2 separate regions of the Homo sapiens genome follow, and region 2 is linked to region 1. The links are chromatin loops, found by intact Hi-C in ENCODE. Cell type or tissue: K562. All regions are shown on one strand. Region 1 overlaps PHKB (phosphorylase kinase regulatory subunit beta). Region 2 overlaps PHKB (phosphorylase kinase regulatory subunit beta).

Region 1 (8,000 bases):
TTTTAGTAGAGACGAGGTTTCACTGTGTTAGCCAGAATGGTCTCGATCTCCTGATCTCGTGATCCGCCCGTCTCGGCCTCCCAAAGTGCTGCGATTACAGGCGTGAGCCACCGCACCCAGCCTAATTTTTGTATTTTTTGTAGAGATGGTTTCGTCATGTTGCACAGGCTAGTCTCAAATTGGGCTCAAGCAGCCCGCCTGCCTTGGCCTTTTGAAGTGCTAGGATTACAGGCATGAGCCACCGCAATGGGCAGTTGTTTTCTAATCAGGGATTTGAAAATAGATGTGTCCCAAAACCATAAAAGATATGTCTTAATTGCATATATTTTCTAAAAGTCCATTATCTGTTCAGAGGTAAATTAAATGTCTAAATGCATCCTTCTGCCTGAATCAAGCAAAGAATCAAGGACCTTGTGTAGCTTTGCAGACTATTCCTCAGAATAGAAGGGTCAATATGCCATTTTAAAATGTGAAAACAGAATAGCATCATGATATAAAACTAACTGTATCTAAGATTTTACTATATATACACACACATGTATTTCGCACATATACTTTTTATTTTTTGAGACGGAGTCTCTCTCTGTCACCCAGGCTGGAGTGCAGTGGTGCAATCTCAGCTCAATGCAAGACCCGCCTCCCGGGTTCACGCCATTCTCCTGCCTCAGCCTTGCGAGTAGCTGGGACTACAGGCGCCCGCCACCATACCCGGCTAATTTCTTTGTATTTTTAGTAGAGAGGGGGTTTCACCACGTTAGCCAGGGTGGTCTCGATCTCCTGACCTCGTGACACATATACATTTTATATTTGTATATATGCACCTTAATTAATTATGCATTAGAACCTACCTACCATTTATACCTCTGATTCAATAAACTCACTTTCTAAAGTTAGTTTATTCTCCGTTTAACAGGAAATGGGCCACAGGAATATTCTTCCAAAAGTGAGTTTACTGAGTCAGAGATATGTAGATTCTAATGCATAATCAAGGTGGCCACATCTTCTGAATCCAGAATGATGATATACTCAATATCTGTGCCTTCACAGCCATTCACTATCAAACATAGATTGAGTGGCCCTATGCACCCAGCATGGTGCCAGGTGTTAAACATAGAGCTATATGACACACAGCTTCGGCCATGAGGTTGCTCCCCGCCTTTTTGTCACCTTCCAGTCTATTTTTACATAACAGACAGAGAATCATCATAAAATACTAATCCAGCCTTACAACTCCACTGCTTCAAATTTTCACCTTCCCTTCCATTTATAATAAAATTCAAACATCTTCAAGGCTCCCAAGACCCTGCCCATCCCAGGCCTTCCTCTCACCCATTCCTGTCATTCACAATGCTTTACCCATAATGGCCTTTTCAGTACGCTTTAAATACCCAGCTCTATCTAGCCCCAGGATCCTCAGCCTAGAGTCCTCCTTACCCCAACTTCTCCACTGATTCCTATTTCTAGGAGTTAAATATCACTTCCAGAGAGGCTTTCCTTGAAGTCCCTACTTCAACCCTGCAGGAGACAGAGAGCTGATGAGTGGTGTTAAGTAACCACTTAAGGGTTAGTTCATTTTAGAAAAATCACCCAGGCAACAATAGTGTGCATTGACTAGGGTGATTGTACAAGGAGAGGTTATGGCTCTAGTAGCAAAGTTCAGTAGGAAACAACTGGAGGAATCCAGGAGAGAGACAGAGTGAATGTATACAAAAGCACTGGTCGCCTTGAGTTCTGCATAAATTCCATCAGGCTATTAGCTCTCTCAACCACTATTATTTATTACAAACTTCCTACATCAGAGAGGTCCAATAAACATCAGTTAATTAGAAATGAATGAAAGAAGAACAATAAACATCAAGAAGACATCAGTAGTAACCACTGTTGTTTATTTATGGAGTACTAGGCACTATAGATGAAGAGAAGGAAGGCAGCAGTGGCTGGGTAATAGGGTCTGCCAGAGTTTGGGTGACTTTAAGTAAGTTACTTTACTTCCCTGTGCTGTGAGTTTTTCAAAAGGGAATAGTAATAACACCTACAAAAGAGGATGTTGGGAACAGGCCCCCAAAATCTGGCCATAAACCAGCCCCAAAACTGGCCATAAACAAAATCTCTGCAGCACTGCGATACGTTCATGATGGCCATAACGCCCACTCTGGAAAGTTGTGGGTTTAAGGAATGAGGGCAAGGAACACCTGGCCCGCCCAGGGCCTAAAACCGCTTAAAGGCATTCTTAAGCCATACAACAATAGCATGAGGGATCTGTGCCTTAAAGACATGCTCCTGCTGCAGTTAACTTGCCCAACCCATTCCTTTAATTCGGCCCATCCCTTGTTTCCCATAAAGGATACTTATAGTTAATTTAATATCTACAGAAACAATGCTAATGACTGGCTTGCTGTGAATAAATACGTGGGTAAATCTCTGTTAGAGGCTCTCAGCTCTGAAGGCTGTGAGACCCCTGATTTCCCACTTCACACCTCTGTATTTCTGTGTGTGTGTCTTTAATTCCTCTAGCGCCGCTGGGTTAGGGTCTCCCCAACCAAACTGGTCTAGGCAAGAGGATTTCTGTGAGATTTAAATGTAAAGCACTACTTGTAACACATTAAGTACTCAATAAAGATTAGCTGCTTAAAAAGTTGTCACTGCTGTCATCATAGCATGAAAAATCATTATTATCATTAGTACTACTACTACCACCACTAGGTACTTCCAGACATTACTTCATCTTCACAAAAGAACTTATGAGGGATATACTATTATCTCCACTCCATAGTATGGAAAATTAAGTGCAAAACATTAGACACAATTTGTTTGGTTTTAGGGGGAAAAACATTTTGTTTATTTATTTCTAATAATTTCAAATTTTGTTTTAGGTTTAGGGGTACACGTGCAAGTTTGTTACCTGGGTATATTACGTGATGCTGAGGTTTGGGGTGTGAATGATCCCATCATTCAGGCAGTGAATAAAGAACCCAACAGTTAGTTTTTCAACCCCTGCCCTGCCCCTCTCCCTCACTCTCCCCTCTAGCAATCCCCAGTTTCTACTGTTGCCATGTTTATGTCCATGAGTACCCAATGTTTAGCTCCCACTTAGGAGAACATGCAGTAGTATTTGGTTTTCTGTTCTTGTGTTAATTCACTTAGGATAATGGCCTCCAGCTGTATTCATGTTGCTGCAAAGGACATGATTTCATTCTTTCCACAGCTGTGAATTATTCCCTGGTGTATATGTACCACATTTTCTTTATCCAACCCACTGTTTTTGGGCACCTAGGTTGATTCCATGTCTTTGCTATTGAGTTCACAGTTTGTAAGATTCAATACTAGTATTTGAACCTAGTTGTACGAGTCTAACATCTATATAATAACCATATTATGACACTGTCTCTCAAAAGAAGCAGGACAGTCTCCAGTGTGATAGATATTATATGATTTACTGAACATTTTTTATGTTCCAGGCACTCTTCTGGACTTTAGGGATACAGCTATGCACAAAACAAGTAAGTCTCTGCTTTTATATAGCTTATATTCTAGTGGATGAAGATGAACAGGAAAACTAAGAAGGGGGAAAAATTACCTAATAATAAGGACACTACAGAGAATTAAAATTAAGAGTGATGTGTCTGGGGGCTACTTAGATTGGGTGGGCAGAAAAAGCCTTTCTAAAGAGGCTACATTTAAGATAAGAACCTAAAACTCAACCAGAAGGAACAAGCTACCCAAACAGCAGTATAGAGAGCTTTCCAGGCAGATAAAATAGCTATTAGAGAGAGCCTAAAAAGCTATACTACAGAGCCTAAAGTGCAAATTAGATTGCATCTTATGGACCCAAAGATAGCAGTGGAGAAGAAGAGGAGAATTCTGTGAGGAGGTCAGAGGGGCAGGCAAAAGCCATGTCACCTGGGACTTTGTCATTCAAAGGAAGGGAATGTAGAATTTATTTTTATTTATTTATTTATTTTATTTTGTGAGACACAGTTTCGATCTTGTTGCCCAGGCTGGAGTGCAATGGCACGATCTCAGCTCACTGCAACCTCCACCTCCTGGGTTCAAGCGATTCTTCTGTCTCAGCTTCCCGAGTAGCTGAGATTACAGGCGCATGCCACCATACCTGGCTAATTTTTTGTATTATTAGTAGAGACAGGGTTTCACCATGTTGGCCAGGCTGATCTCGAACTTCTGACCTCAGGTAACCCACCCACCTTGGCCTCCCACAGTGCTGGGATTATAGGCGTGAGCCTGGGATTGTAGATTTTATGCTAAGTAATGACAGATACAATAGGAGGGCCTTAAGCAGGAAAGTGACATGAGCTGACTTGCATTTCTTAAAGACCCATCTCACTGCTTGACAGAGAACAGACTGTAGTGAGATAAGAATGAGGAAACAGGAATTCAGGCTATTTCTGTAGTGTGGACCAGAGATAAAAGTGGCTTGGACTAGGGAGGTAGGAGTACAGCTGAAGAAAAACAAATTTGGTATGTGTTTTAGAGGTGGAGTAGAAAGATTTACAGATTAACTGAATAAAAAGGTTGAAGGAAAGAGAGGAATAACCTTTTTAGCTTGAGTAGCTGGAAGAATAATGGTTTAGTTTAATGAAATGAAGTATATTTAAGGAAGAACATGATTGGGATAAGAATAAGAGTAGAAAATAAGAGTTCTGTTTTGTTCCGGTTACATTTGAAATGCCCACCATATACCCATTTGGAAATGTGCATAGATACCTGGATCAGAATCAGAAATTCTAGGGAGTTCCTCTTACTCTCTCATTTCACAAAAGACTGAAGATAAAACAGCACAAGGAAAATCGCTTTTAGAATGCACAATGTGAGTACTGGTGATAATCTAAAGCAGTGAGACAAGCTGTTGTGCTCTTCATGAAACCACTTCACTTATGAAATGTGAAGCATCATTTTTGCTGAGCATAATGACACAGCCTGAGGGTCAATAAGCTTCATGCCAAGGGGGTTAAGTCATATGATATGGCCTCTATTTCCTAAATCTTATAAGATTACAGGGCAGGTCCTAGTAAGAGGTCAGAGGTCCAAGTAGGATACAATTAAGGAGTGCTTCTGAGAATTCCATGCTACATGAAGCGAGCACAGTGCATATCTGAGACAAAAATATCTTTTAAGTATACGTAAAATAACAACTGCTCTACCTGCAATCTAATAGGAGTTTCCATGGAAACTATCAGAAACAATTTCTTTAGAGTTACAGTGATTACTGACAAAAATAAGATGGACGTAGAGTAAAATAAAAGCTAAATTTACAAAATGGAGTGGACCATATTAAATAGTACAGCTCTATTAATATTAAATTCTGAGTAATCTGATTCAAGCTAGTTGTATTTAAGCATGACAGATTTACTTAAAATGGCTATTTTGAGGGTAGATACCAAAATGAGAGAGATAAGAAATCATATTTGTTGTATATAAGTCATTAGTCTTTAATACACATCAGCAATATTGTAAAAGACACATATTTTTAGGAAAGATAACTAAAATTTATTGCGCAGTTACTAAATATCAGGTGTTTTGCATATAACATCTTGTTTGATCTTCACAATAATCTCTCCTGGTAGGTTTTATTAACATCATTTTTACAAAGCAAGAAGCTGAATCTCAAAAAGATATAGCTTCCTCAGGATCAAATAGGTAGTAAACAACAGAGCCTGAATCAGACCCAGGTGTACGTGAACACCAAATGTACACCCTTTCATTAGGCTCTTAAAGGAGGCCACAACCCACAAGAGTTCAGGAGACTCGGGCCTGTGTTCTCTTCCAATCACAAGAATCTTTTTGATTAGTTGACGGTTAGATTAGTTAACTGAAAACAAGACTGCTATATAAATTCCTTAAAAAAAACAATATCAGGCATATACAATTGAAAGTTTTGTTTTGCCCAGAATATACAATAAAATTTTAACAGGTACTGATTTGCCCATCAAATTAAATTAACAAAAGAAAGTTAATCAAAGAACATAAAGAGAAACAAGTAAATGAAAAGACTCAAGTCCTATGTTGAAGCTCACTTACCAGCTGGCTGATAAACTTAGGGAGCCAAGGTAGATAAGCTCATGAGCCATTATAAAAAGGAATAACCTCTTAAATTATCTTTGTCATTTAAGAATAAAAGCAAAAATGCCAAGCCGTTTCCTACCTCATCACAATATGCTATAACCATTATTCCAAGTAACTGAACTGTATTGCCAAGGTGATTGCTACAGCTGACCAACTATGCTAACTTAATATAACTGTAGTGGCCACATGAGAAACGGAAGCAATCTAAGGTATTGAATGCTACATTCCTTCTCTAATAATTATTTATTTTGGCTGTTGAATTTCTTTATAAATTCTTGGTTTTGTACATTTGACTCCAAGGGTCTTTAAAGAAAAACCTGAATATCTAGATCCCTCTTTTAGTTTAAGCAGTCAAAACAAATTTCTTTCAACCACAGCAAATACTAGTACATTAGTAGTAACAGCACAACTCAAGTATGCACACACAGAAATACAGGATTCACACTAAATTCCATAAAGAGGAGAAACAAAGAAAAAACAAAAAGCAGAAACATATCCAGAAGGAATATGAAGGGTTAAAATACATAAAACAATGCAGGTACATTGAAAATAAATTTTTCAAAATCAAGATACTACTGGCTTTCACTTTTGGCAATACTGGATAGTTTCTGGCCAAAGTACCAATGAAAAGCTCAGCTGTGAAGCAAGGATGTGCTTTAAAATAATTGTCAAATGAAATCGCACAATAAAACATATGCCTATAAAGATAATGTCCAAAGAACTACAATAGGGGAAAGCAAATCATTTCCAATATAAATGGAGTATTTCTAAATAAGTAAGAAATTATAAATGCAAACCACTCAGAGTACTTAAATGCAAACACGACAGGCCACATTCAAAACACAATGCAAAGTTAAGCCTAACACCAGCAGGTATGGTACTTATTATTTTAACAGATACAAATTTTAAGTGTGTCTTTATAGTTTTACTAAGTTTTGGTTAGATGAACTCCCAAAAAAGTGTCAACATTGAAAGTAATGTATAAAGAATCATTCTTCAAAACGGATTATAACACTAAAGTTTGATATTTTTCTAGTCTGTTTCTTGGTGCATTCTATTTCAATTTGATGATACAGTACAGGAAAAGCGTCTTGTATATACCTTCAAACACTCTATGTAATGTTAAAGCACAGTTCTTGGGTTTAGAAATTTTCAGGACTGTTGATGCATAAAAGCTATCTTTAAACATTCTATTTCCCCATTACTACTGAATGACTGTGCTAGTGCTTAAAACCACTTTCCTTCTTAGTAGAAAAGCCAAGATGGAAAACAGAGCTTGGTGCTTATAAGGAAAGAAAACAGAGTCTAGAGATATATGTCCTCCTGTTCTTTTAGTTCAAAGATAAAATCAGAAATCAATTGGCATTGTTACATGTAATATTTTGTCATTTAGCAGATGACACCTAGAAATAGAAATCATTTTAGTTCCTTAAAGAGTTTTTGTTTTCTCCTGTTTGATTCTTCCTTAAGTTATTTCTTATTTATTTTCTTTAAGATTTTCCTCCTCTATCTTGCCAGAACAGGACTTGAAATATAAACGAAAATGAATGAAGAGGGAGAAACACTTCTGAAAGGCTATGGTGAAGCCAAGGAGTTTTCACTGTGTTTGGGGGTGCTCATCTCACATTTGCCTGTTCATGAGTCCTGAGGCTTGAAATATTCTGCTTAAGAGGCATTATAGAAAAGGTAATCTCTTACCAGCAGGCTTCTCCGAGTTTTCTAGTACATAATAGGTTTTAAATGGCCCAAGTTAGGCCACAACTACAGAAAAGGGCTGTAAATGCTTCAGTTTTCATTTCAGCTATGTGGCCACCTAACTAAATGTGTGGCTTGTTCTGTAAAGTGACACTGAATACATCCAAAGGCCTGGTTGCTAATGGGAATGCATAGGTAATCATGTCTGGGTCCATGAATCACCC
Region 2 (8,000 bases), 51 kb before region 1:
GAAACTCTGCAAAGGCTAGGAGACTGATTCGTTCAAAGCATTTAAGTAAATTCCTGTTCAATCATTAACTGACCAGTAAGCTAACTCAGCAAAGACCTCAATGGCCACCTATGACAAAGAATACATAATTCACAGAAAATTTTCAGGAAAGATGCTAAACAAACAGGCAACTCCACAAATATAAACATCAACACCACCACACTTTGAAGTAGGGAGACCTGATTTCTGGAGTTAATATATTATTCTAAATGTCCAGTTTTAACAAAGAAAGATGAGACATGCAAAGAAACAAGAAATTGTGGTCTGTATATCTGAAAAATGAAATTAATAGACACTGTCCCTGATAAAGTCCAAACACTGGACTTACTAGACAAAGACTTTAAATCAAATATTCTAAATATGCTCAAAGGGCTGAAGGAAATCATGTACAAAGAACAAAAGGAACTCCTGAGAAAGATGTCACACCAAATAGACAAAATCAATAGAGACAGAAATTACTAAAAAAAAAAAAAAAAAAAATTGACTTGAAAAGGCAATAATGTGAATAACCATGTTCAATAATGTACAGAGATCATACCAAGGATGTTTTCCCACCATCATGGAATGAAATTATAAATCAGTAACAGAAAGAAATTTAAAAATTCACAAATATGTGAAAATTAAAAACTGTACTACTAAATAAACAATGGGTCAAAGAAAAACTCACGAGAGAAATCAAAAAACACATTGAGATGAATGAATAAAAAAACCACAGAATATCAAAACTAATGGCATGCAGATAAGTAGAGGGAAATTTATAATTGAAAATGCCTGTATTTTAAAAAGAAGAATGATCTCAAGTCAATAATTTAATCTTTTAGCACAAGAAACTAGAAAAAATAAGAGAAAAATGAACCTAAACCAACCAGAAGGAAAAAAATAATAAAGACTAAAAAAAAAATAAATAAAATGGAGAAGAGAAAAATAATTTTAAAAATAAAACCAAAAATTGATTTTTTGAAAAGGCTAACAAAAATCAATAAACCTTTAGCTAGGCTGACCAAGAAAAAAAGGGATAAGACTCAAACTATTAAAGGAAGGATGAAATAAGGGACATTAACATCAATCTTAGAGAAATAAAGAGGACTTAAATAGGATACTATGAACTAATATGTGCCAACAAATTAGATAATCTAGATTAAATAGACAAATTCCTGGAGAAACACAAACTACTAAAACTGACTGAAGAAGAAATAGAAAATCTGAAGAGAAATGGTAATCAAAAACATTTCCATAAAGAAAATCCCAGACCCAGCAAGCTTTACTGATAAAATCTATCAAACATTTAAAGAATTAATACCAATCCTTCAAAAAATAGAAGAGGAAACATTTCCTAACCCATCCTAGGAGTCCATTATTGGCCCTGGTACCAACACCAGACAAAGGTATCTCATCCACATATATAAACCAACAAAACACAGAATGGATATATACCAATATCCATTATGACTATTAATGTAAAAATACTCAACAAAGTATCAGCAAATGAATGCAGTGACATTTAAAAAGGATTATACATCATGACCAAGTAAGATTTATCCCAGATATTTTAGATGGGTTCAAAATAAGAAAATCAATCAATGAAGTAGTATATATTAATTAAATAAAAAACAAAGATCACATAATCATCTCAACAGATATAGAAAAAATATTAAAAATCTAACAACTTTCCATGATGAAAGCACTCAAGAAACGAGGAATAGAAGGAAACTTTCTCAATCTGATGAAGGGCATCTCCAAAAAAACCCACAGATAACATTTTTCTTTTCTTTCCTTTTTTTTTTTTGAGACGTAGTTTCGCTCTTGTTTCCCAGGCTGGAGGGCAATGGCACAATCTCAGCTTACCACAACCTCCGCCTCCCGGGTTCAAGCAATTCTCCTGTTTCAGCCTCTCCAGTAGCTGGGATTACAGGTGTACGCCACCAAGCCAAGCTAATTTTTGTATTTTTCAGTAGAGACAGGGTTTCATCACATTGGTCAGGCTGGTCTTGAACTCCTGACCTCATGTGATCCACCTGCCTCGGCTTCCCTAAGTGCTGGGATTACAGGGGTGAGCCACCGCACCCAGCCCACAGGTAACATTTAATGGTGAAAGATTAAAAGGTTTTGCCCTAAAATCAGGAACAAGACAAGGATGTCCACTCGCAGCCCTTATTTTCAAGATTGTATTGGAGCATCTATCCAGGGAAATTAGGTAAGAAAAAGATTTAAAAGCTATCCATATTGGATATGAAGAAGTAAACTATTACTATATGCAAATGACATAATATTCTACATAGAAAACCTAAAGAACTCATAAAAACGATTAAAGCTTAAACACGAGTTCAAGATTGCAGAACACAAGATCAATTTATAAAAATCAAATGAATTTCTATATGATAGCAATGAACATTCTGATAATAAAATTAAAAAGCTCCATTTAACCTAGTATACAGAATAAAATATGCAGGAAGAACTTAAAAGAATGAAAGAATAATGTATTAAAAACTACAAAACCACATTAGAAGAAATTTTAAAAGACCTATGACACCTAAAGCACAAGCAACAACAAAAAATTAGATAAATGAGACTTAATCAAAATTAATAAAAAGCTTTGAGCTTCAAATGATATTATCAAGAAAATGAAAACACAACACATTCTCTGTTTTCCCCACAATAATATGGACTGCATGATGTTACAGACTAAATTCTTTTTTCATTTTTATATTCTCACTGTTTGGCCCATTATGGAAACTCAATAAATGTTTATCAGATAGTTGTATAATCCATGCAAGGATGCATGACCAAATAGAAACAACTATACATGAATAAACCTGTAAGCCTTAGGTCTCTTTGGCTGCCTTTGAAGCTTGAATATGATGTTGCCACATGACATATATGTCACTCATATCTGTACAGGTTAAACAGAGATCTAACACTCACTGTCAGCATAGAAAATGAACTCTTGAGTCAGACTACTTGGTTTAAATCCAAGCCCTGCCACGTACTACATGTGCGACCTTGATAAGCCACTTAGTGGCTCTCTGCATTATTTTGGTCATTTGTAAAATGAAGATAGTAACTGTACCTACCTGACAGAGTTGCTGTAAGGATTAAATAAGTTTTTCTATATGCAAAGCACTTTGAACAGTGACAGCACATAAGTTCTATATAATGTTAGTCATTATTACTATTGCTACATATAATTTTAGAAACAAGGACAGTGTTATCTTTCTATTTTTAGAGGAAAAACCATCCATAAATAGTTTTGAACAACTTACTTATTTCTCTGTGTAAACTGATGACAAGCAGGAGCTAAGAATACCTTATAATGCCTCTAAGATTACTTATAGAAAAGATTTGTTCCAACTTTTGAGATAGAAACCCCTCAAGTTCAGCCTGATAACCATCTCATAGCAAAAGGTAGAATCTAGGACACAAAGCTTCCATACAACAAATAAAAGCCAGAAAAAAAATTTAATATTTTAAAGAGAAAACATGTACACAAAACATGTACACAAAAACATGTACACAACAACTTAGTAAATAGTAATAGAAAATAATAGAATAAAATACCTATCTTTAAAATAAAAGTCTTAGTGTACAAGGAAAAAAAATCCCACCTTAAAAAATCTCTCTAACGAAGTTCAACTAAAAACTACTGCTAAAAATAGCAGGCTGGCTCCTGATCATACGTAACTCCTAGTATCTAAGCCCTTGTGTAAATCCTGCCTACACTGAATAGGGATGACTTGTGTAATAAATAGGATACTGTATATAAATGTGACTTCTGAGGCTAGGTCATAAAAAGCACTGTATTTTTTTATCTCGTTTTCTTGGATCACTTGCTCTGGAGGAAACCATCTGCTATGTCATGAGGACACTCAAAGCAGCTCAGTTGGAAAGGTCTCTTGCTAATAACAGCTGGGGAGAAACTGAGGCTTCCTGCCAACAGCCATATGACTGAGCCATCTCAGAAGTGGGTCTTCCAGTCTCAGTAAACCCTTCAGATGAGTGCAGAGCCAGCTGACATCTTAAGTGCAGCTTCATGAGAGACCCCAAGCCAGCACCACCCAACTTAGCTGCTCCCATATTTCCTGACCCATGGGCTGTGAAATAATAAATGTTTAATCTTTTAAACTAAGTTCTGAGGTAGTTTGTTACATAGCAAAGATGACTAATACAATAAGAGAGAAATTCCATGTGTCATCCAATCTGAAACATGACATACTTGAAAAGAGCTGCTAGGTCATATGGTAGAAAACATCTTTGCAAAAAAAAGTAAATGACACTTGAGTTCATAAAGGGGACTTTCACAGGTCTTATGTTGAACAAGCACCTACAGTTTTGTGCACAATTTTTATTATAAGGCTTGCAACCTAAATGTGCTCTTAACAACTTCCATAAGAGACATAAAAAAGTATCTCAAACACAAAACAAAATTTCATTGTTATACAAATTTGAGGGGGTACTTTGACTTTAAATGAAGTAAGTTTCTCTGGACCCACTTCTAAATGATTTCTTTCTTATTTCTATGAATCTACTTTTAGAGTATATTTATTAATGGAGAATGTCATGAAACGAGACATGGAACGCCACGTAGCAGTTCATTACTTTGCCCCCCTCCAACAGATGTAAATAAGTTATCTCTATCAAAAGGATTGACTTAGGTAAATTTATATTTAGGTCTAAGTTTAACATATATGATGAGTTTCTCTCTAGATGAAGAAAGCAAACAGCAGTACAAGGGCAGAACTACAGAACTTTGTCTTTTTCAAAGTTTTTATTTTTAATAAAAAATGAGTATGACCAATATACACAGCAAGACTATTACAGACACTAGGAAATACTGATACCAAGGAAACATGGTACGCCTGTGTAGGCAACGAAAGATGTTAGAAAATTAGCATACATTACTGTGCCTGCCCTTAGAAAATACATTCTGCAGCAAAGTTCATCACCACAAACATGGCCACTCAGTAGGTTCACTGCCCCTTTGTAAAGGTGCACATGACCCTTAAGACCATGGCCCTCTCCCAAAGGAACTACAGTATAGATACAAATTTTATAAAAACAACAGAACCAGTAAAGGTATGATGAGCTGCAAAACAAAGGCTTATCAAAAACCCCAAAGTCCAGACAATGCAGTACCTATATTTCATTACATATGTATGTGTATGTGTGTGTGTGTGCACATATGTATATCTCCAAACTCTGAATTCTTCAATCCTAAGAAAAAGAAGCATTAGGGCAAATTTTAAATTTTATAGTAAATAGAGAAGGAAATAAACGGTAATCCCACTGACATCCTGGGTCCTTAGATTGTCTTAAAATGTGAGTATAACTAGGAACTGAAGATGTGGTAGGGTTATGAACTAGCCAAACCAGAGCCTAAGATACAGTTAAAAAAGAAAAGGCTTCCAAGTCATACCACTTTTCAAAGAATTGAATCCTCTGAGATCTTTAGATAAAAAGAATTTCATTAACTGATTCTATGCAGGTCCATTTACTGCCTCTCCATATGATCCAACACATTATACAGAATCTCAAGGAAAAAGATGGTGAGCGGAAATGACATGTTTTATTACTCTAGGATTTTTAAGTGTACATATTGAAGGCTATTGATAATTAGCTGCATAAAAACTTCACATATAGTAAATAAAAACCATAAGGCCAAGAAAAACCACAAATAAGAAATTTTTTTAAAAAAAGCAGTTTAAGAAGGTAAGGAACTATCCAAAAATTTTAAAGCTTACATAAGCCATATAAAACCAAATGGAATGGCTAAAGTGATATAATATTCATGAAAAATGGCAGTTGACAAATAAAAATACAAAATGAATTATGACATATATTGAGAAAGCAAAAAGTAAAATTTTTACAATTAAAAATAAATTACTAAACAAGGCCAGGTGCAGTGGCTCCCAGATGTAATCCCAGTACTTTAGGAGACTGAGGTGGGCTGATTGCTTGAGCCCAGGAGATCGAGAACAGCCTGGGCAACATGGTAAACCCATCTCTACAAAAAATACAAAAGAAATTAGCCGGGCATGGTGGTGTGCATCTGCAGTCCCAGCTACTGAGGAGGCTGAGGTGGGAGAATCACCTGAGCCCAGGAAGTTGAGGCTGCAATGAGCTGAAACGGTGTTACTGCACTCCAGCCTGGGCAGACAGAGTGATACACTGTCTCAAAAAAAAAAAAAAAAATTACTGAACAAAACAAAGCCACTTGTAAGCAATATTAGTTGCCACTAATTGTAAACGGTTATCATAAGATGTTCCACAGGGATCTAGGATATTTCTCCCAGTGCTTTGGAGATATTATGGGTGGAAAAATTGAGAAGCTAAGTGGGCTGGTTCTGGAAGGCCTCCTCTCCTCAGTCAGAGTCATGCTTCTTTTATTTGTTTTATATATTGGCATGCTCTTTAAGATTGATCTAAAACAGGAGTTTCCCAGCTCCTTTCCCTTATTTGTTTTATATTTTAGCATGCTCCTTAAAATTGGACTAAAACAGGAGTTTCCCAGCTCCTCCCTGATCCCAAATGCTTGAATAATCCCACTTCACAATATTATAAACACTAACAATTATTTGGATGAAATGAAACCATAGAATTCTTTGACAAATCAAATAGAAGAAACCATACTGGGTATTATTAATTTCTTACGACCATAATTTCTTCTTCATTATTTATCTTCACTTCTAAATAGAATTTATTTATTGTATGAGACTATAAACTCATACACTATAAGTGTGTATGAGAATATAAACTACTAGAGGGCAGGGCTACATGCACCTATTTTGTAGTACCCTCAGTACGGTCCAATGACAATTTTGGTGTTGAGTGTCTGATGTAATTGTTCTCCCTTGCATGGATCACAGGAGAGGAATAGTAACAAACATATATAGTACATCTACCCTTTCACAGAGTTCTCACTGCATGTACCAAACAATAAAAGCTTTTTTGCTCCCACTATGGCACATTTCAAAGTACATCAGCGCATGTGCTTGTGTGTTTGTTCAAGCATTAATGCCTGTGAAAGAAATGCTTCTCATCTTTGGGATATGAATTCTTTACAATTTTCCTAATAAGAATAAGAACATGGTATTTGTCTTTTGAAAAACATGAAGAATCCTACTGAGATCCTACAAATAAAAATAATATAACAGGATAAAAGTTTCTCTTTACTTTTCAAAGGGTGAGTTATGAAATGCAACGATGTAAAACAAAAGAAAGAGGCCGGGCACGGTGGCTCACTCCTGTAATCCCAGCACTTTGGGAGGCCGAGGTGGGCGGATCACAAGGTCAGGAGATCAAGACTGCCTTGGCCAACATGGTGAAACCCCGTCTCTACTAAAATACAAAAAATTAGCCAGGCGTAGTGGCACATGCCTATAATCCCAGATACTTTGGAGGCTGAGGCAGGGGAATCGCTTGAACCTGGGAGGCAGAGGTTGCAGTGAGCTGAGATCATACCACTGCACTCCAGCCCCGTGACAGAGCAAGACTCCATCTCAAAAAAAAAAAAAAAGACAATAATTGAGAAAATCTGCAAATGTTATTTTGCTTTCATTGTTACTAAAATTTTTTAAAAGTTACATGTTTTATTTTAGATCACCTGAAATAGAGTCTTCACGGGAGTAAAGTTTTACAACCTGTTACACATTGTGTTCATTTTAAAAGTGCAATGCATTGAAGATATAAAGACTTTTTCATTCAACAACCAACATCTACTATCTGATTATATAAATGTAACAGGAATACATTTTACATAAACTAAAAATAAGTTGTGAAAACTAAAAAAAAAAATAGATATTTTCAGAGGTGAAATTTAGTAATAGAAAATTTGGGGAAAGCATACCTCATCAGTGTTGTAGATAATCTGGAGTCCTGAGGAAATCATTTCCACAAGGTAAAGGAGATAAAGTGACACTGCATTTATCTGCAACAAACAGAAACATTAAAAGGTTAAAGGAAACAAC

What was found. Hi-C counts contacts between places; a loop is a spot of excess contacts. Peaks named below come from ENCODE experiments on the same cell type or tissue, not always from the same donor. Only the 100,000 strongest peaks of a DNase experiment are listed, where the experiment ranks them.
Region 2: it touches region 1 in a loop (2.7-fold over the local background); 10 of 110 quality-filtered maps call a loop at or near these places.

What each region holds. Positions count from the first base shown.
Region 1 is chr16:47,464,623-47,472,622 of GRCh38, reverse strand. The region is part of intron 1 of PHKB (phosphorylase kinase regulatory subunit beta); the gene reads right to left. Among named protein-coding and RNA genes, the nearest start is that of PHKB, 7.3 kb to the right of the region's middle. In K562, no CTCF peak of the experiment used is centred here; a DNase peak (open chromatin) is centred at 4,372; H3K4me3 peaks cover 1,996 bases.
Region 2 is chr16:47,515,481-47,523,480 of GRCh38, reverse strand. PHKB (phosphorylase kinase regulatory subunit beta) reads right to left here. Exons shown (of 31, transcript NM_000293.3): 6 at 7,880-7,960. Among named protein-coding and RNA genes, the nearest start is that of PHKB, 58 kb to the right of the region's middle. In K562, no CTCF peak of the experiment used is centred here; a DNase peak (open chromatin) is centred at 3,010.